2 separate regions of the Homo sapiens genome follow, and region 1 is linked to region 2. Evidence: chromatin loops called from intact Hi-C (ENCODE). Cell type or tissue: B cell. All regions are shown on one strand. Links, peaks and the distances in the headings refer to the core of each region. The heading gives the core; the rest is flanking DNA. Region 1 overlaps SLC6A6 (solute carrier family 6 member 6). Region 2 has its middle 84 kb from the start of LSM3.

Region 1 (10,841 bases), core at 3,488-5,987, 170 kb after region 2:
GGTGTACTTTCCTGGAAAACACAGCCTCCCAGCACCCTGCGCTGTGCTGGAAGGAGCATTGTGACCTCATGCTCAGGTACTCTGAGGCACAGAGACCCTGGGTGCTGGGTGTCTTCCGCACTCTCTGGCTGCTTCTGTGCCTCAGAGTAGAAGCCCTTTGGGAAGACCTAAGAGCCAACCACAATAATTGCAGCTGTCCTGAGTCCTGCTACAGGCAGGCAGCTCTTCCAGATTAGCCCCAGCATGAGTAGATGTTCCCCTTCACACCTGGAGTTTTAACGTACACTTCTCTGGGCACCTGGCCCTGTCCTGAGAAATTAACCTGGTGGGATCGCCATCCACCCTGTGAGGTCGATGCCATTATCAGCCATGTTTTACAGGTGAGGAAACCGAGGCACAGAGCATATGCTGCCCACGGTTGCAGAGCTGGGGTTTGAGCCCCATCAGCCTGGCTTCAGAGCTTCCTGGCTAGCCCCGCCTTCCTTCCCAGGCCTCTGTCTGCTTACTATATGTGAACTCTGGGCATCAAGTTGTTGGGCTGATCTGTCATTCAATAATGCCTAAAGGAGGGGTCCCCGGTGCCCAAGGACCTTCAGCCAGGAGCTGTGGGGTTTCAAAGCTGCCATGTTGAGGGGTCCCAGTGTCTGACTTCTGCAGTTGCAGCCATCCTGGGGGCCACCAGCAAGGTAACATTCCTCTCCTGAAGGTTTTCTCTCCAGCTGCCCAAGGTGTCCCAGGGGCCAGCAGGTGGAGAGAAGCTGCCTGGCCACCCTGCTCCAAGGAGCTGCCCTGCTCTTCCCTCCTGTGGGTTGTTGGGGTTGCTCTGCAGGTCCACAGCAAAGTCCTTTTCTACTCTCGAGTCCAGTTCCCAGCCCCTGTAACTTCCATCTCCCCAGCTTAGCAGGTGCCACCATCCCAAGGGCCAGAAGGGTACTCAGTACTTTGCATGGGGAACTGCAGGCCCTGATCTGGCCCTCGGCTCCTCCACTCTGCTTTCTGCCCTGAGATGCTCCCCTAACTGTATCCTAAGGGCTAGGGGAGGGAGGTGATGGCAGGTTTTCACATCTGTGCTCAGATCCCCAGGGACCCACCAACACAGGGGACCCACATTGCTCAGCAAGAATATTGATGGGGACCCCAGGATCCCCCAGTCACATGCACTGCAGAAGAGGAGGCTGGCCCCTGAGAGGCCTGGGAGAGAGACAGTTGGAATAGAAGGGAGGGGGCAGCTAGGAGGAGGCCCAGCTGTTAGGGTGACACCCTGAATCTCAGAAGCGGTTGGCCAGTGTTTGAGCCCTGGTCTTGGCCCTGTAAGATGATCTGTAAAGCACTCGGCGGGCATGGTGCCCAAGAGATGCTCAGCAGGGCCTCGGCTCAGAGCCCAGGCTGCCCATGAGTTGAGGAAGAATGCCGGTCAATTTTGTCATCATCCTGATAGCTTGAACTTTCTAAGTGCCTGCTGTATGCCAGGCACTGTTCTAAGCAGTCCATACATGTTTGGTTCTTTAATCTCTCAACAGCCTCACAACTTAGGTACTGTTATTACTCCCATTCTATATTTGAGGAACCTGAAGCAGAGACAGGTTTATTTATGGTGTACAACTTTCTCTCCTGGGGAGGGTGCCTTTGCTGAGAGAGGGGCCCTGTGTGCAGGTGTGTGGGAGGGACATTTGGGACCCTGCACCTCCAGGCTGCTGAGTCTCCTGAGAGCAGTTCTGAACCACAGTCCAGAGCAGGGCAAGCCTCACCTTGGTCAAGCAATGTCACCAGAGCCTCCGCTGGCCTTTCCTGCCATTGTTCCCTATGCCTGGGGAGGTGGTGTTTAAGGGACAGGTGTTTCTGCTGTTGGGGAAGTCCCACCTGCTGCCTCCACTGGAGAAAGTGACTCCTCTCTGCTGGGTGACAGTGAGGGGAGCCCCTAAGTCCCAGGCAATGTGCCTTGCAGCTCATTCCTGTCCTTAGAGACACTGCCTGGGGCCTGCTCAGCTGAACTGTGCCCCTCGCCTGCTGCAGAGACAAGGCCAGGCTTCTTTTTCCCTCTGCACCCCCCTACCCCCAGGAATCGGGGTTGGTCTCCAAGGCTTCTCCCCCCAGTCTCAAACATGCAGGCCTCACTCAGCTGCCCAGCTCCAGGAGCCCTAGGTCACCCCTGCCAGCCTTTGCCTTGATTTCTCAAACTCCCTTTCTCTTTAGCAAGTGGATAAAGGCATGTTGGCTCTGTCCTGGGTCCACATCTGGGCTCTGCCACTTGCTATGGAGTAACCTTGGCCAGGTCATTCTCCTCTGAGCCTCATTTTCCTTATTTGTAAGTTGAGGGCCAAGGTCTTCATCTGCCAGGGCCTGGTGAGGAGCAGCAGCAATAGGGAATAAGAGACTCTCTGGCAAACTCTCAAGTCCGGGATAAATGGCTGTTGGGATGATCCTGGACTTAGTGAGGCTGGCAGAAGTGAAACTCAGCCTGGCCCAGCCCCTAGATGCTCACAGTCTGGCAGATGAGACGTCTGTGTGCACACACGCATCACATGCACGCACTGTCATGAGCCAGCCTTAATCTCTTTCCTGAGCTGATTTTGTTTGATGTTTTGCCCAGGTGCCTCCCAGTTCATTATTAGCACCGCCATTCCCAACCTCACCTGATTTTCAGATTCACCTGGGAAGCTGGTTAAACAGGACAGATTCGTGGGCCCCCACCTTGAAAATTCAGTCAGTAGGGCTGCATGGGCCCAGGCATCTGCATTTTTAGCCAGTGTCTCAGGCAACTCTGATGTTCCTCATGTGAGGATTTTGGTCATCCACTAGTCCCTCCTAAGATCCCACAGACTTCAGCAATGAATGACTTTACAGATTATGAGGCCCGCTTACAGGTCAAGAAACTGAGGTTTCCCAAGGAGAACTTTGAACTTTATCCAAAGTTGCACAGTTCTGAATGAGAGTGCAGTGTCTGGTGAATGGTGGGGGTGATTTGAGCTGGAGGATGCTAAACGGAAGAGTCTTGGGTGGGCGGGAAGGGCTTTTGCTGGGAGGTGACACTTGGACCAGGGTCTTCCAGGTGGGTGGGATCTACCTAAATGTAAGAGAACCCACAAACCAAGCACAGACTTGAAAGGGGCAGTGCCGGGGAGAGAGTCATGCTGGGCAAAAGGAGAAATAAGGTGGCAGAGATTGGGGGCAAGTCAGACAACTCTAGTGAGCCTGGGATTCCAAGAGGAGAAGTTCAGATTATTATCTAGGCAGCTGGGAGTCACTGATAGTTCTTGAGCTGGGGGCTGACATGGCAGGCATTTGGGGTTTGCTAGAAACAAACCCGGCTAAGCACGTGGGAGCAGAGGTCAGGGCACGCCTCCAAGGAGTTTCCAATGGTTGGTGTGGCCTCTTGGGCCACACCACGAGTGACAGGCCATCAGAAGGTATACCATGTCCCCAGCACCCCCAGAGTTTAAGCTAAATTGCAATGGAAAGTTGAGGGAGATGGCTACCACTGGGGGTTGCCCTGGGAGATGGCCCCTGCACGTAGGAAGACCACAGTTGAGAAGCGTCGGTCCTCCCTGCATCCTAGCCCCACCCGAGTGTGGATTTTAGCGCTGAGCTTTTCTTCTGGCTGAGCAGTAGCCGCTGTTAGGCACCATCTTGTAGTGCTGGAAGTCGCTGCCACCACTGCACCAACAGTTGCCAACCTGACAGAATTAGATATGAGCCTCATCCTCCCAAGTTTGGAAGAAGAGCTTATGTTCAGCCTCTGGCGTCCACTGTATCCCACCAAGTTGGGGTTGTCGGGAATGTCCCGCCCCTCCACCACATCTTTCAGGCCTCAGTTTCCCCTCTGTGAAATGAGTTCCCTCCAGCTCTGATGGGGCCGTCTGTGGAGGAGGCTAGAGACTGTAGCTTTGTCTTGTCACTGATCTGCTATGTGGCCTGGGCCTCAGTTTCCTCATCTGTAAAATGGGCTTGGATGTGGACGTGCCAAGACCTCCAAAGCCCCACTGTGAGTCTTTGATTTTGTGTGGGATCCCAGGGCATCCCCTGGCACTTGGCAAACCTTTAGGGGCAGGAAAAATTAACTTCAAAGTCATTATTGGAAGATGCTCAGGAATGGACATCGTTTAATGAAAAGTGATTTCCTAAAGATCTGGTGTTCATCTGTAGAGTTTTGACCATCTGATGGGAAACTGTGCTCAGATGTTGGGAGCACATCCTGGTCCACCCTTCCCCACTGTCCACATACCCCAGCATCTGTCATTGCAGTTTGCTCTGTCGCCCTCGTAGAGGAGCTCTCAGAATGCCTGACGTGGAAGGCTGTTTCTCCCTATGCAGAGTGTCCCCAGAGCCCTAAGCCCTAAACATTCCATCTGAAAAATCCTCATCGTGCTGGGCCTTGTATTAATACTAGGTGTCAGGAAGCAGGACCCGGGTGACTGGGGAGTAACAGACAGCAACAGTACAGGCTGGGAACGCAGGGACAGAGCTGTCCTGGAGGCTGTCCCATCGAGGCTGTGAGGGGTACCTGCTCATTAGGCAGGGGAAGAGTGTACCGGGCTGAGGGCACAGCACAAGCCAAGGGTGTTGGGGCTTGAGAAACCACAGCGTGTGCTTCAGGAACCCCTGGGGATCTTGGGCTGGTTCTGGATGGTGGAGGGGGCCTAGGAATCGGCTTCCAGTTAAGTAGAGCAGGCACCTGTGCTCCAGAACACAGTGGGCACCGGTGACCGACAGTGCTAGTTCCCCACCCTGTCTTGCTAAATCCCAGGCTGTTTGGTTCCTCTAGCACCACACTCTGGTCGAGCTGAATTTCTGAGTCCGAGTGAGGTGGGGCGGAGGTAGGAAGGAAGAAGAAAGTACATCCTCGTCAGGGGGAAAAACATGTTTAAAAGAGGAACAAGGAGGGGGAGGTTGTTTGCAAACATTTAATGAGGTAGGAGTTTCACATACTGTAGATGGGATATTGTGCCTACTTTAGAGAGGGTAACACTGAGGCTGAAGAGAGAAGGTGACTTGCCCAAGGCTGTACAGCAGAGCGCCCTGACTGGTTTCCATGGCACTGTGGCATCCGGCAGAGCCACAGTGACAGAGTTGGGGCTGGCCCGGCTCCTGCACGTGCACCCTTAGCTGACTCTGTCACTGGGGCCTGTATCCTTCCAGTTTCTATAGAGCAAGGGAGGGGCTGCCCTCTGCTTTTCATAGCCAACAAGGAGCAGGGCTTTAGGCTTCTTACAGCTTAAAAGGAGAAGGTCAAGGAAATGGCAACCAACCTTTCTCTTTTCTTGAGTTTCTTTTTTGTGGCCTCCAGAAATAATCCTGGGCTCTGCAGAGCCTGTTTCAGGCTCATGGTCTACCCTACCCCGCCCCCATTTCCGGCAAAACCAGGCTGAGGGCTGGGCTGCTAGCGAAGCTGACAGCAAGAGTGACAGCCCTGTCCTGTCGCTGGTGAGTCAGTGCCAGGAGGTGGCTGCCTGCTGACTCACCCACTCCTTCCGCAGGCTCCAGGGGCCCCTACAGCAGCCTGACTCCAGCCAGCCCTGGGCCATGGGGGAAGGAGATGGAAAAGGGGCTTGGCTCCCTCTGACCCTTCACCCAGCCCCTGCACCCTGGAGCAGAGCTGCAGGCAGTGTGACCGTTGTGCTGTTATTGGCCTAAACACATAGCAACAGGAAAACAACCCCAAAACCCCAGCCTTAAGAGCAAGTCCAACAGTGCGCGACTCCCCAGGTCAGGAGAAGCCCCGATGTGTGCAGAATCTGCAGATGGGGCTGCTCTCGGCCCTGCCTCTGGCTGTGGAAACAGGCCTCCAAGTACCCAAGGTAGGCATTTTGGTGGCCCTCCCCAAGCTCCTCTTTCTCCTCCAGCCCAGCTGTGGGTACCAAGTGCCCTGGAAGTCTACTGAGTGGTGTCCAGGGTCCCCTCAGACAGCATCCCAGAGACTTGACCTTCCTCTGTGTGTCCAGGCTGTCAGGCCCAGCTCTCAGGGACTCTTTGACCAGAGACGTCTTTGAAGCCTACCCTTGACCAGACACGGAACCTTGTCCTTCCTCTGAACTTGTAGAATAATTTTTGTTTCTTTAACAAAACGAGCCCCTCCCTCCTTCTCTAGTCGTTAGTGCTGTGAAGGTGGGACGTTAGTGCTGTGAAGGTGGGACGGTGACCCAGTACCCCTGTGATGGCCCTGGGCCAGGTGTGTAGCAGGTGCTCAGTCAGCCAGAGCTTTTGTTCCCTCCCGCCACCTCCCCCAGAGAGAATTGCCCCAGGTAAGCGAGTGCCTGCTCAGAGCAGAGTGGGCAGATGACTTCCCAAGAGCACATTACAGCAAAGGGTGACCCTGTTCCTTTCAAAGCATGGCTTCACCCATGGAGCCGGCAGGGTTTGGGCTTCCTGCACAAGGATGTTGTGTTTGTGCCACCAGTCTTAGGTGTTAGGTCCTTGGTCAAGGGGAAGACATTCTGGCCACCCACCCCGCAGGTTCTCAGCTCATGGTGAGGAACCCAGGCGGCCGAGGTGTGGGGTTAACGACTCTACAGGCCCCACCAGAAAGTGTTAGCTGAGCACGGTAGCTCCCATCTATAATCTCAGCACTTTGGGAGGCCAAGGCAGGTGGATCACTTGAGGTCAGGAGTTTGAGACTAGCCTGGCCAACATGGTGAAACCCCATCTCTACTAAAAATACTAAATAATTAGCTGGGCGTGGTGGCAGGCACCTGTAATCCCAGCTATTCAGGAGGCTGAGAAACGAGAATCTCTTGGACCCAGGTGGCGGAGGTTGCAGAGAGCTGAGATCGCACCCTGCACTCCAGCTTGGGCAACAGAGCTAGACTCTGTCTCAAAAAAAAAAAAAAAAAAAAAAAAAAGTCATAAGTACCTGCAGGGAAAAACCCAACATGGGCCCTTAAGTTCCCTTTCAGAGTAGAAGGGAAGGGTTGGTGGTCAGGGACAATCCAGGGCTTTTAGCCAAAAGCGTTGAGCCCTCACTGGGGCAGCACAAAACTTGGGATAAATCCAGGTTCTAACTCTGGCCTTGGGGGCCCCGTCCCCTCTTCCTCTCTGCCACACTCTGGCTTTCTGTTTCTTCACTATGTGCACCATGGCCCTCTTTACACCTGCTGTTCTCTGCTCTTAGAACAGTGTTCCCCCAGTTCTTTGCCCCCAGTTCTTTGCCTCAGCTTCAGTGTGGCTAAAAGCTTGTTCCCTAGAGCCGAGCTTCTGGGTTTGAATCCAGCTGTATGACCCTGGGCAAGTGGCTTTACTTCTCTGGGCCTCTTTCCATCATCCGGGCTGGTGAGGAGTAAGTGAGTGAGTTGGTGTCTGGAAAGGGCTTGGCACAGGGCCTGCCCACAGTGAGTCCTCAGCGAGCTGCTGTTGTTATGAAATGTCACCTCCGCAGAGGGGCCTACTTTGTTGTTTTCTGTGTGCTGGGCACTGTCATAAATAATTGCTCATTTATGTGTTTAGTGTCTATCTCCCCTTCTGCAGGTCAGCTTGGTAGGGCTCACCCACTGTCTCCAGTTCCTAGAGCAGTGCCTGGCACATAGTAGGGTGAGTTAACAGCCACTGCTTGCCAAAGCCACTCAAACCTTTGTTCTAACCCTGGACCTCTGAGATGCAGAGGGGAAGTGACTTGGCCTGCATGACCCAGCTTTCTGACCTCGCCCACTGCCCTTTCCCCGACTTAGCTGCTTGGGCTCTGCTGTGGGGCACCTCCGTTTGGAGTATGGTGTGTGCCTCAAACACCTTCATCTGGGGCAGCGCCAGCCACCCTGCCTCATCCTGGCCCTTCTCAGGCCATCCTGCCACCGGGAGCCTGCCGTGCCTCCACCCCTCCCCCTGCAACTGGCACGGTGGCACTCTCCTTGCTGCCTCTCCTCTGCTGCCAGACTGTGGTTCTCTGGGGCTTTGGGCCAGGTCCTGCCACTTCCAAGGAGATGATAAAACAGTTTGGACCCAGTCCCCAGACCTTATGTTCACCTGCCAATGTTTTTATGAGGGGAAGGTGACAAGTTGGCTGTCTATTAGACTCATACCGTGTCTCGCCACCCCCGGCGTTGTTCCAGAGGCTTGTTCTTTGCAAAACCTGCTCACTGTCATCCACTCTTCCCCAGCAAACCACAGACTAAGAAGAACTACGTGGTCTGGCTGGTCCCCATCCAGAGGTCACCTTGCCCCAGGGTGGCACCAAGGTCATGGAGTTGGGACGTGGGTGCAAATCCTGGCCCACTGTCCTGTAGCTGTGGGACCTGGGATAAGGCTTCCCCCTTCTCTGAGCCTCAGTCTCCTGATCTGTGAAAGGCAAGGCTGATGAGGCCGGGGGTGAGGTAGAGGCTTTTCTGCAGGGCTTAGTGTGATCCAGGCAGGAGGCTTCTAGCGGAGGTCGGGGGTCTCTGAGGGTAGACCCGTACTTTGGTGGGGTGGAGGTTGCAGTTAAATCAGGAGAGGGGAGGACCTCACCCGAGGATGCTGAACCCCAGGTAGATAACAAGCCCCTGTCCCAGAGACGGCATGCTGAAACGATTTCCTCAACAGAATTCACTTTCACTACGACCAGAATATTTTTGCTCATTGTTTCGGCTTTGTTCCGGGCAAAACAATGCCTGGCTTCCTGGATGACCTCACCGGGACAAGCCATCAGGGCTGTAGGCCAGCCTGGTCAGCATCTCCGCACGAGCCCATTCTTCCCTTTGCCACGGCCACCTTAGGTGACCTGGGGGCAATAGTGTGACCAAAGAGAGCAGACTGGCCACAGGCTGAGTCTGGCCCCCTCTGTGTTTGTGTTTGACCCAGGTGGTGGTTTAGAAACTGAAAAATGTGTGTGTGCATATAAACCAGATTTCAACATCTCTTGAGAAGCTGGAGGATCCAGCCCCAGTGGGCACCAGTCCCGAAGGCACCTGCAGTAGTGGGAGCTAAGGAGAGCTGCCTGTGAGAGTCCAGACTCCTCCTGTCCCCTGGTTCCCACTCTTCCCTGCGACCTCCCCACCCCAGTGGACTCCTGTCCTTTGCCCACCAGGCCTCTGGAGGCTTTGGAGCTCGCCACGCTTGAGTTAGCCTTTCCTTGGGAGCAGATAACCAACAGATACAGACCTCATGATACAATTCAATGATTCAATCTCTTAAAGGTGTACTTTTAAAATATATATAAAAGAGAAAAAGAAAGGCTTTGATTAATTTCCACTTAAAACAGCTACTCCACTTAGAGTGATGGAAAGAGCTTCTACTTTATTATTATTATTTTTTCATCTTTTTAGAAACAGGGTCTTGCTCTGTCACCCAGCCTGGAGTGAGGTGGCATGATCACAACTCACTGCAGCCTCCAACTCCCGGGTGCAAGTGATCCTCCTACCGCAGCCTCCTGAGTAGCTGGGACTGCAGGCGCACGTGACCACACCTGGCTAATTTTTTTTTAACTTTTTGTACAGACAGGGTCCAAATGTGTTGCCCAGGCTTATCTGGAACTCCTGGCCTCAAGCCACCCTTTCACTTCAGCCTTCCAGAGTGTTGGGATTAAAGGTGTGAGCCACCACGCCCACCCAGGAATAGCACTCTTAACAACAACTCCCTTTTTTTTTTTTTTTTTTTTTTTTTTTTTTTTTTTTTTTTTTTTTTTTTTGGTGCTTAATTGTTAAACACTAGGGCCAAGGAGAGTGCCCTTGGCAGGCATCACTAATAGATCCTGGCCATCCTGCTCACTGAGCCTGTACCTAGCCCAGAATCTATGGAGACAGTGGTCCAGGGAGCCCCATCAGAGTTCCCTGTTTGCTAGAGGAGGGCTCCAGTCCAGCACGCCATCTGTCCTGCCTGAGTCTGTGCTGTTTCATTAGCTGGCCTGGCCCAGCCCTGTGGCCCTTGGCACTGACTGCTCCCCAGGCCCTGTCCAGCCTCCTGAGCCCCGTCTCCATCATGTGGCCCTTCACTTCCCTGTTTGCCTTTGCCTAGTTCCCCAGTTTGTCAGCCGGCTTGCAGCTGGCTCCTTAAAGACACCAGACCCCATTTCATTTGATCCATAGCAGCTACAGTAGTTGAGAACATGGACTTCAGAGGCCAAGACAGACCTGGGGGGCATTTGGAGCTTAAGTGGCCTTTTCCTCATGTGTGACTGTGGACAAGTGACTTCACATCTCTGTGCTTTATCAGCACAGGAAGGATGGGAGCAGCACCCACTGAGGGGATTAGCTAAGAAAATGAAAATGTGCTTGTAGTCAGTGCTCTTTTTAAAAAGATGCATATTCTGCTTGTGTATATGGTCAGTGCTTAATAAACACAGCTATCTTTTTCTTAAAAGTAACTTTTTTTGTTTTTTTTTGGAGACAGGGTCTCGCTCTGTCACCCAGGCTGGAGTGCAGTGGGGCAATCATGGCTCACTGCAGCCTTGACCTCCAAGGCTCAAGTGACCCTCCCACCTCAGCCTCCCGAGTAGCTGGGACTACAGGCATGTGCCACCACATCCAGCTAATTTTTGTAGTTTTTGTAAAGATGGGGTTTTGCCATATTGCCCAGGCTGGAAGTTTTAAAATTGATAAATAAAAATTGTATATATTTATGGTGTATAACATGATGTTTCACATCTGCGTATGTTGTAGAATGACTGGATCAAGCCAATTAACTTACGTATCACCTCGCTTCCTAAGCATTTTTTGTGTGTAGTGAGAACGCTTAAAATCTACTCTCAACAGTTTTCAAGTATACAATATGTTATTAATTTTAATCAGCATGACACCATGACATACATAATAGATCTATCAAACTTACTCCTCGTACATAACTGAAATTTTGTGGTTTTTGACCAGCAATTCCCCAATACCTCTAACCATCCACTTTTTCTTATTTATTTATTTATTTATTATTTTATTTTATTTTATTTA
Region 2 (10,841 bases), core at 2,724-5,223:
TTCTTTTTGAGACAGGGTCTTGCTCTGGCACCCAGGCTGAAGTGCAGTCACGTGATCACGGCTCACTGCAGTCTGGATCTCCAGGGCTCAAGCAATCCTCCCAACTCACCCTCACAAGTAGCTGGGAGCACAGGTGCCCCTACCACACCCAGCTATTTTTTTTTTTTTTTAATTTTAGTAGAGACATGGTCTCGCTGTGTTGCCCAGGCTGGCCTCAAGCTCCTGAGCTCAAGTGATCCTCCTGCCTCGGCTTCCCAAAGTGCTGCGATTACAGATATGAGCCACTGTGCCTAGCCTGTCTTTTTCTTATTAATTTATAAAAGTTCTTTGTATGTTCTGGATATTGGTATTTATTTTCATAGATGTATTTCAAACATCTCTCAACCTGTTTGGTTAAGAAATTTTTGTCTACCCCAGGGTCATGAAGATATTCTTGTATTTTATTTTCCAGAAGATTTTTTGTTTTAATTTAGGTCTATGATGGATCTCGAATTAATTTTGGGGTATGATATGAGGTAGGCCCATTTTTCCCCCATATGACTCTCCAATTGAACTAATACCATTTATTAAATATCACCTTTCCTCACTGAATTGTGCATCTTTCTTGTGAATCCAGGGATTGAACACGTGTGGGTTTGTTTCTGGGCTCCCTACTGTGTTGTATTGGTCCACTTGACTAGGATCACAGTATGCCACACTGCCTTCTTACTCTGGATTTAGAAAAAACCCTTGACATCCAGTACATTAAGTCATCCAGCTTCGTACTCTTGTGAGATTGCTTTACCTATTCTAGGTCCTTGGAATTTCCACATAAATTTTGAAAACAGCATGCCAATTTTCTTGTAAATACCTGCTGGAATGGGTTTGTATTAAACATACAGATCAATCTGGCAACTTAATATTGTAATAATATTAAGCTGGTCAAACAACAAGCAGGCTACAGTCCTCTATTTAGGTCTTCTTTAATTTCTCTACACTGTTTTGTGTCGTCATAGAGGTCTTGTGCTTCTTTCATTAGACTTACTCATAAGTATTTGATGATTATTTTGGTATTATTGTAAATGGCACCTCAAAATTTTCATTTGGTAATTGTTGCCAGCACATACACACTAAACTAATTTTTGTATGTTGATTATATCCAGCAATCTTGCTAAACTTACTCATTAATACTAATAGGTTATTATTGGATTTTGGATTTTTTCCATATACAATATTATCATCTTAAATAATGAGTTTGTATGTTTCATTTCAAACTTTATTATTTTTATTTTTATTTCTGCCTCATCGAAACAACTGGGCTCTGCTGTATAATGTTGAATAGAAATGATAGTGGCGGACATCCATTTCTTGTTCCTATCCTTAGGAGAAAAGCATTCAGTATTTTACCATTAATGATGATGTTAGCTGTGTGTGTGTGTGTGTGTGAGCGTGCGCGCACACACATTTCTTTGATGGAAACTCTTTATCAGATTAAGAAAGTTCTCCTCTGTGCCTCTTTTGCTGAGAGTTAAAAAAAAACATGAATAAGTATTGAATTTTAATGAATCTTTGCCCATATGTATTGATTTTCATTCACATCTTCAGCTGCACCTCTCGAAAGCTGGAAAGTGGTATGTGGCTGGTGTCAGGCCAGAGGTTTCAGAGGGAGTCCTGCCCCTGTGGAGACCGGATGTGACGGTTACAGGAGGGCCGGAATGGGAGACAGCCCTAAAGGCACAAGTCAGCCCCAAAGACACAAGTCAGTGACACTGACGTGATCACGCACCTCGGTCCTTGTGAACTCCTCTTCTACTCACTCCCAGCAAGCACTTGGGATCTGTTTTCTGAATGGTAACTAGTGCCATGCATATAACCCTGTGGCAGGAACTGTGCTAGGCATGATGGGAGGGCACAGGACATAGCTACTGCCCCTCCAGGGCGCTGGGGGTGTCTCCATGTATCACACCATCCTGCAGTTCCTAGGAGGGCCCCAACTCTGGGCTAGAGCTACAGGCCTGTGTCCCTTGCCTCCACCAGCCCCGCAGCACCCCCTCCCTGCCCCCGCCAGAGACCAGGGCCCTCAGGAGCAGTCAGACCGACCACGAACAAACAGGGCAAGAGCAGTGGAAAATGCCCCAAATGGTCCCCACCCTCACCCATCTCTCCCCGCTGGTCAGTTGTCTTGTGGATTCTTGGCCTTCCCAGTGCGGTCTGGGAAGACTTAGATGGTTTCCTTCCAAAGCCCCAAGAAGCCAAGAACAGGAGCTGCTCCAGGCCATTTCTGTCCCTGGGTCTCCTTTCAAAGGATTTCTGGGTCAATGAAGACACAATGTGGCTTGTGGGCAGTCAAGAGAGAGGGCCTATCGTTGTTTCAGATTTCTGGCTTGGCTCAGAGATTCAGACTCTCCAATTCCCACACTAGATGCCTCAGTCCACTGGGATAAAGGCCTTGCCTCCAAAGAATGGCCATGACATTTGTTGTTTCTGCCGTGTCTGCTCAGCCTCCCTCACTGTCTTCCATAGCAAGCCTCTGTTCCAGCCAGCTTAGTGTGGAACTTAGGAATTTTTGGGTTATAAATGATAGACACTCACGATAAACTAGCCCAACTCCTAAAGCGGGGATTTATTGGTTCACAGATCTAAAAAGCCTAGGAGAAAATGGCCTCAGGTTGGGCTGGATCCAGGTGCTCAAACACTGTCACCAGGAATGTGACTGTCTCCATCTGTGGCTCTGTTTTCTCCCGTATGGGTTTTATTATCTTCCTTTGTGGTGGCAAAGATTGGGCTTGCATCCTTCCAGCTTGACAACTCTGTTGGAAAGACAACACTTTTTTCAATAGGTGCAGCAACAATCTCAGGAAAGGCTCTCATTGGCCCAGCTGAATTCACACACCCATATCATGAGAATCAGCCTCACTAGAAACACATGATCTGAGGATGTGGGAAATGTGCATCCTCAGAGGAAAAAAAATGGGTGTTACAACCAGAATTAAGGGTTTTAAACAAGCAAAATCAGTAGGTGCCACCTCTTCTAGCTGCCCTGCCACCTCTATGCCTTTGTTCAAGTTTCCCTTTCTGGAATTCTGTTTGCCTTCCTGGGCTCAATGCTTCCTTTTCTTCAAGCTCCCCCTCCCTTAGGAAGCCTTCCCTAGCCTTTGAGCCTCCCCCTGCTCTGAACTCACCATGTGCCAATGGTCTAGACATTTGATTTTATTTTAAAATGAACATTATCTGATTTTTTTGATCATAGCAAAATAATACTTATTTCCCAAACAAATCAGAAGATACAAAAGTGAAATCCTATATCACCCACAGAGCCTGCTCTGAGGAGGCGGCATTGTGCCCAGGTTTGAGTAGAAATTGGCAGGGATGGGGCAGGGCCAGGATTGTCTCAGGGCCGGGAACCAGCAGTGGGTGGAAAGACCAGGATGGGAAAGAACTCAAAAGATTTGAGGACCTGAAGGAGCCCAGTGAGCAGGAGCAGAGAGAGAAGGGGTCAAGGGTATGGAACAAGGTTGGCTTGAGGGTGCTTTTACTCTAGTGAGGCAGGAAACTGCAGGAGGAGTTTAAGCAGGGAAGCAACATGATCCAGCTGGCGCTGGGGCCATTCTCCGGGCTGTGTACTGGAAAATGCAGAAGGGCAAGGTTGGAGGCCCCTGCAGTCATCCAGGCCAGACATGATGCTGGTCCGGCCAGAGGTGGTGGTCGTGGAGAGGATTACAAGCCGGTGGGCTTCAGAGACAGAACTGACTTGGCGATGCGCTGGTGTAACAGTCAGGGTGGGGGACATGAGGCTGAGTGATTTCTAGGTTTCTGGCTTGAGCAGCCATGTAAATGGGGTGCATTTACTGCCATGGGAAAGATGGTGAGTTGGGGACATTCTCTCTAGATGTGAGCCCGAAATGGATCTATACTTACATTTTGCATAAGTTGCATGGTGACACTCTGATTCCTGCTCTCTTCCCCACTCAACTGAGCATCTTTCCATGTCAGCATGGCACTCATGGCACTTATGACAATGCCTGCACACTATTCCCGAAGATGATATCCCATAATTTCTTTAACCAAGTCCCCATGGTGGACACATAAGTTGTTTCTGTAGTGCCCATTTAGGACTTGATTAGATTCCATATTACAATTTATTTTATTTTTATCGAATTATTTGTTTCTCAATCATTAGTCCCTTTATCTTTTCTCCAGCTTTCCCAATTTCAGGACCTGCAAACTTGTCTCCAAGTTCCTGCCCTCGGTGCCTTGCACTCTGGCCACTAGATGGCGGTGTTGCATAGGGTCCCCGCTGGCTCCAGTCCACAAGAGACTCCACTTAGCAGGACGCCTGACCTCCAGACTCCGACCTCCACCCAGCAGGGCAAGACCTTCCCTGGAGACCCATGGGTGGACCTCCCATTCTCAGTGCCCAAAGAATTCCTGCCCTAGGTGTGACCTGCGGCCCATTTGTAAACGGATGGCTTTGCTCTCCCCTGCAGAAATAGGTTGGGGGTTGAGGGACTGGCGTTTTTGGCAATGGCTTCTGAAATGTGGTATCCCAGTTGCCTGTGGTGCCTGAGATGGTTCGAGGTGCCAGGAGCTACGTTACCAGAGCTTATTTGGTCGGTTTTTAGAAAAATAGAATTTGTCCTTCAAACCCACAGTTTCATGTACTATTATTATTTAGAATGAGATTAAGTCCAAAGAAAAACTTTAAATTAAATTTAAATGTTAAATGTAAAGAAAAATAGCAGTACGGATAGAACATAGAGAAATCACTGGATTCACTGCAGATTGCTGGCTTCCAGCTCAGTCTAAATGGGAAATGTTGATGGCTTCATAAAATCTTAGAAGGACTGAATTTTAAAACTTAGACCCTGGAGAACATCACACCTAGAAGGAGAACCTTAGAACCACAGTATCTTTGCTGGCATTTTCAAAGATAACGCCATCTTAATCAATACTTTATCATCTTTATCTCCGTACTTAAGAAAATGATCTTGCAACTCTGAGAATCCATAACAGCTTGGGATCATAGTATTTTGGAAGATTAGACTTATGGAATCCTAGACTTCCAGAACTTTAGTGTGAAGAAGTCCACACTAAGGTCAGGTGGAAGAGGAAATTACAGTTGGAAAAGAGAGATTGAGGTCCTGCAGAATGGTGGCCCCTGAGGCTCTCACCTTCTTCCTCCTGCCTCCTGTCTGACCCTTCACCCCAGTGTGCTCAGGGCTCCCACTCTGGGCTCTGCTCCCAGCAGAGAGCATCACCCAGGACAGCTGTCTTCTCTTTAGCAACACTCACTCCCCCATCTCCTTCCTGGCACTCCTCTATGCTAGCTAATCTGACAGCTTAATGAATCCACACTGCCTCAGACTGATGGGCAAATGAGTGATTTATGTGAAGAAATGACCTCCCCCTCAAGTAATAAGTGCTTTCTACGGAATGTTGCAATCTACATGGTGGTGCTGATGGTGACATTTGAGGCAGGATGGCCAGCAATGAGGAAAATATCATGGCATCTTTGGATGTTTTTCAAATCATCACCTACTAGTGCCTCCATTTTTGCTTTTTATTTCCACCAGGGATTGCAGAGATTGGATTTGGGATTGCAGGGAGAGATATCCAGAGGAAACTTGCTTCTGCTTCTTTTCTGATCTCAAAGTTCAGATGTCCAACTAGAGACCAAACTCATTAGCTTCTGGAGGCCTGAATATTTACAACTCCTTCCCATCTTTCTTTCTTTTCTTTTGAGACAGGGTCACACTGTCACCCAGGCTGGAGTGCAGTGCTGCAATCATGGCTCACTGCAGCCTTGCCCTCCTGGGCTCAGGTGATCCTCCCACAGTTAGTGGTGGTGAATCCACACAGGTCTGCAGCAAACTCAGTTCTTGCCTCCTCAGAAGAAAGAGTCTGACCAAAGTGCATAAGGCAGAGTGAGAGACTGAGGAAAGTTTTAGAGCAGGAGTGAAAGTTTATTAGAAAGTTTTAGAGCAGGAGTGAAAGTTTATTAGAAAGTTTTAGAGCAGGAACGAAAGGAAGTAAAGTACACTCAAAAAGAGGGCCAGGCAGGAGACTTGAGAGGTGCAAGTGTATGGTTTGACCTTTGACTTGGGGTTTTATACATTGGAGTGCTTCCAGGGGGTCGTGTCCCTTCTCCCCTGATTCTTCCCTTTGGGTGGCTGTCCACATGCACAGTGGCCGGCCAGCACAGTGTGTTTACTGGAGTTGTGCACGTGCTCACTGGAGGTATTCTTCTCTTACCAGTCTAGCATTCCTAGAGGAAGTTCATATACCAATTAAACCCCACCGTTTTGCCTCTTAATGCACATGCTTGAGCCCACTCACCCAACTCCTGAGATCTTATCAGGAAGCGGCTGATCACCAGCTTCAGGTGTTTCTATCTATTGGGAGACCGGCTTTCCCAGCACTGGCTGTAACCAATTATCATTATTTTAGAGGGACAGTTAACAACCGCCTGACCGTCACCTGATGGTCACCTCACATTCCTGATCCGGAGGCAGGGCCCTCTCCTGCCCTGCTCATGTCTGACTAGCTACCTACTGTAACACTACCTCAGTCCCCTCCCCCAAGAGCTGAGACTATAGGAACACACCACCACATCCAGCAAATTTTTGAATTTTTTTGTATAGATGCTGTCTCAATGTTGCACAGGCTGGTCTCAAACTCCTCAGCTCAAGTGATCCTCCTGCCTTGGCCTCCCAAATCCTTCTCATTTTTCAAGACTACTGAGATGTCACCTCCTCTGGAAAGCCTTCTGGGATTGTTCTTCCTAGAGAGCTGAACATCTTCTGAGGACTTCGTATCAGCACCATGCATTTGTCTGCCAGCTGTACTCGCTGAACTGTGTTCACTAATAACCACTGGGGAATGATTATTCCCCAATGTCTTTCTAATGTCTTAGAATTCGTGACCTAGGGTTTGCCAACCTGAGGGCCCATAGCGGCCAGTTCAGGATGTCGGGGACTGCAGTAAACCAGAGGATTTATCCGGTGGTCGCTCCTTATTTTGGCCAGCAGGGCCGTCTGGAAATGACAGTTCAGTGTTGCCAAATCTTCTACCAGTTTTGAAACACTGACGATATGGTTTGGCTCTGTGTCCCCATCCAAATCTCATGTTGAATTATAATCCCCAGTGTTGGAGGTGATGCCTGGTGGGAGGTGATTGGATCATGGGGCGGACTTCCCCATTTGGTGCTGTTTTTGTGATAGAGTTCTCACGAGATCTGATTGTTTAAAAGTGTGTGGCACCTCCCCTCTCTCTTCCTCGCACTCTGGCCATGTGAAGTGCCTTGTTCCCCCTTCGCCTTCCGCCATGATTGGAAGCTTCCTGAGGCCCCCCAAGAAGCAGATGCTGCTGTGCTTCCTGTACAGCCTGTGGAACCATGAGCCAAATAAACCCATTTTCTTTATAATTACCCAGTCTCAAGTATTTCTTTATAGCAATTCAAGAATAGACTGATACAGCCGATAGTTATTTTTACATAAAAACCTCTCCTTCCAGGCAAATAAAGCATATCAACAGATTTATCACTGGAGCCCAGGACTCTGGGAGGCTCTGCTTTAGGTCCTTGTTGGTCTGCATGCTTCTGGGTGCTTGGAGTCATGCATGACAAGGGTGGTCCTTAGCGGACACTGCTACTCATTCACCTTCTGCCTGTCGGAGCATCTGGAACCTTACATTATTGAAGGCATGTTGCAGAAGTCAGGTGCGTCAGTTTTCACACATGACCCCCAAATTCTTTGATGTTCCTTCCATCAGGAGGCAGGGTGCAACCTAGCCCCTCCTTCCCCTGGAATCTGCAGCCTGTGGCTGCTTGACCAATGGAGTATGGCAGAAGAGCCACTATGACAGCTTTGGGATACTGGTTCTCAGAACCCAGACAGGCCCTGAGGAAGCCCAAGCAGCCCGTAAGGAGGCTGAGTGGAATGAAACCAAGACCCTCATCCCACCCTTATCCTCCCCTGAGCTCCCCCTCATAGCCAGCCCCAACTCGCCATGAGTGCACCATCTTGGAAATGGTCCCCCCCGCCAACCTGTCACAGCTGACACCACACAGAGCAGAGATGAGCCTTCCCCTCTAAGCCCTGCCTGAACTGTGGATTCATGAGCAAAATCAAACTACTAAGCATGGGGGTTGTTTGTCACACAGCAATAGATAACTGCAACATCCGTAGACCTGGGCTCCAGTACTGGCTCCTTTTGCCCCTGACTCTGGTATCTTGGACCCCTTGCCTCCCCACAATCTCAGCCTACACACTTAAGAAGGGAGGGTTTGGTCTGCTCACAGTGTGGAATGCTGTGATGTCTATGCAGCTGTGGGGGTGTGAAGTGGCATCCCCACCTTGGAAAGCAGTTGGGCATCATCAAGGGAAGCGCAAGACGCCCTGACCCTGTGACCCAGCCATTGCACTCTGAGGTTAACTCTGCACAAGTGCTCTGGAAGACAAGTTCAGCTGACTTGAGGGCAAACAACTGGAGACGGCCTAGGAGTCCATCCTCGGGAGAAGGGCTTCATGCATCGTGGCTTATGTACAGACTGCAGATGAATGGATTCACGCTCTGTGCAGCCGTGTGCAGGAGCCTCCATAACGTGATGTTGAGTCAAAACGATAAGCTGAAGGGTGACTCATCCAGCATAGTCCCATTAAGTTTGAGAGCAAACAAAACCAATGTTTATAGATACAGATGTATGTGTGAAAACAAATATGGGAAGGTAAACTCCAGATGCAAGGAGTTAATTCCCTCGGGAGGGAGACAAAGACAGAAATGCAATCAGAGAGGGCTGCCTGAGGGCTCTGACTATATCCCGAAAATGATCAGTGAAGGAGGAGGAGCAGGACCAGCAACCTGTTAGAACTGGAGCTGGAGCTAGTTGTGGTAGCAGACATCTGTAATCCCAGGGACTCAGGAGGCCAAGGCAGGAGGATTGCTTGAGGCCAGTTGGAGACTAGCCTGGGCAACATAATGAGACCCTGCGTCTAAAAATTAAAAATAAACTAGCCAGGTATGATGGCATGCACTTGACATCCCAGCTACTTGAGAGACTGAGGCAGAAGGATCGCTTGAGCCCAGGAGCTTGAACCTGGAGCAAATTGTAATTACACCACTGCACTCCATCCTGGGCAACAGAGCGAGACCCTGTCTCTAAAAAAAAATAATAAAATGAATTAATTAAAATAAAGAACTGGAGCCAAGTGAGAAATCCACAGGTGTTTGTTACATTACTTTCTGTACTTTTCTATATGTCTGAAATATTTCATAAGTAAAAAGAACAGATTTTCCAAATGAAGAGTTGAAGTCAGTGGTGAGCGGGGCCTCTTCCAGTTTTCTGAGTCATGCAGAAGCCTCTGGCAGTTCTAGAGGGTGCATCTGCGTCTCCCACTCTTCCAGCGCAAGCCGGCTCCATATTACGCTCCCAGTCCTAAAACAGAATGACTAACGTGGGATTCCCACCGTGGCGAGTGTGTGTGCATGTGTGTGTGCGCATGCACTCTCCCAGGGAATCTCCCACCCGCCTCCAGGCTGGCCCGCAGCCTCTCTGCCTTCTGTACATCTTCCAGAGTGGCCATGTGGGAAGCAGTCCACGTGAGAATGTCAGTACAGGGACTGAGGAGGCTGGGCCTTGGGGGGCCCCCCTGGCTCCCTGGCCTAATTGCCTCTGACCTTGGGTTTTGCATTCCTCACTTGCAAAGTGTATACAAGGGTAGTGTATGAATCTAAGCTTTCTTCTGGACCCTCACAGCCTCTCCATCTCTATGCCCTAGACAGCCTTCCCCACAATGAGATAGCAGTAAAAATGACAATTGCAGCTGCTGTTTACTCAGCACCAATAGTTGATTATCTCATTTAACCCCCACAACAGACCCCTGATGGATGAGAAGGCTGAGGATCAGCGAGGCCCCGTGGCTTGTCCCAGGAAACACAGTGGAGATGCAGTGTTGCTGGGGCTTTGAGGAGTGGAGGGAGGAAGGCTACCGTTGCACTGGCTTCTGCCCACCCCAGCCTTTGGCCACCCTGCCCGAGATGCCTCCCTCTCAGCCCCCGGCTCTGGATTTCCACCCTGAATCCTTCCCTAGCTCAGGCTGGATGGGCTTTGCTGGTTGAGAGTTCTGGGAGCCGGGCCCAGGGAAGCTGGGGCAGCTGGCAGAGGCCCCTAGGTCCCACGCACACCAGGGCTGCCCAGGGCCTCCAGCCGTGGAGGCAGGGGCAGTGGATAGAAGAGGACACGGGGCTCTCTCTTGGGAGCTCTTCCCACCAGAGGCCTCTGCTTCAAAAATTCGTGACCCACCATTTCCATGGTGGCCTCTCATGGGGCATCTCCACACCCACAAGTCACCTGCCATCATCTGACCCTCGCGACACCCTCAACAGGCAGGGCCATTTGTGAAATCTTCTTCCCAGAGGAGGAAACTGGGGGTCAGTGAGGCCCTGTCTCGGGTCACCACTTCCCAGCCCCTTGAAGAGTTGTCGAAAGTGAGCACATCTGTGCCCACCGTCCCCCAAAGCCTCTCTGCCTCTTCCCCAGAGGTCCCCGCGATCCTGATTTTTAACACCATAGGTGAGTTTTGCCTAGTTGAAACTCCATGTAAATGAGGTGGTCCAGTCTGTACTTTTCCTTCCCTGGTTTCTTTTGCTCATCACTCTTGGAGATCCCACGCTGCGTGTGACTGTAATTGCTCTTGTTCCTAGCTACATGATATTCCGTGCATGGGTGTGTCACAAGTTCCCCTGACACCTGCTGACAGGGGTCTGGGCCGTTCTCAGGTTTTGAAGCCAGCTGGCTTTCTGCAGCTCCTGCTGTCCCCTGCCTGAGCCCTGGAGCCTGGCAGCAGCCTGGGTCGGGAGCAGGT

What was found. Peaks named below come from ENCODE experiments on the same cell type or tissue, not always from the same donor. Only the 100,000 strongest peaks of a DNase experiment are listed, where the experiment ranks them.
Region 1: a loop joins it to region 2, with 14 times the contacts of the local background. A loop is called at or near these places in 2 of 110 quality-filtered maps.

What each region holds. Positions count from the first base shown.
Region 1 is chr3:14,426,993-14,437,833 of GRCh38, forward strand. All of the region lies in intron 2 of SLC6A6 (solute carrier family 6 member 6), which reads left to right. Among named protein-coding and RNA genes, the nearest start is that of SLC6A6, 30 kb to the left of the region's middle. RefSeq lists enhancers at 1,105-1,374, 1,415-1,474, 4,871-5,782, 5,160-5,569, 5,269-5,563 and 2 more and a silencer at 1,301-1,455. In B cell, for the core only: a CTCF peak has its summit at 4,784; DNase peaks (open chromatin) are centred at 5,109 and 5,369; H3K4me3 peaks cover 2,300 bases; H3K27ac peaks cover 2,500 bases.
Region 2 is chr3:14,257,078-14,267,918 of GRCh38, forward strand. No RefSeq gene overlaps it. Among named protein-coding and RNA genes, the nearest start is that of LSM3, 84 kb to the left of the region's middle. RefSeq lists an enhancer at 9,619-10,258. In B cell, for the core only: CTCF peaks have their summits at 4,252 (motif pointing right) and 4,465; a DNase peak (open chromatin) is centred at 4,284; H3K27me3 peaks cover 454 bases.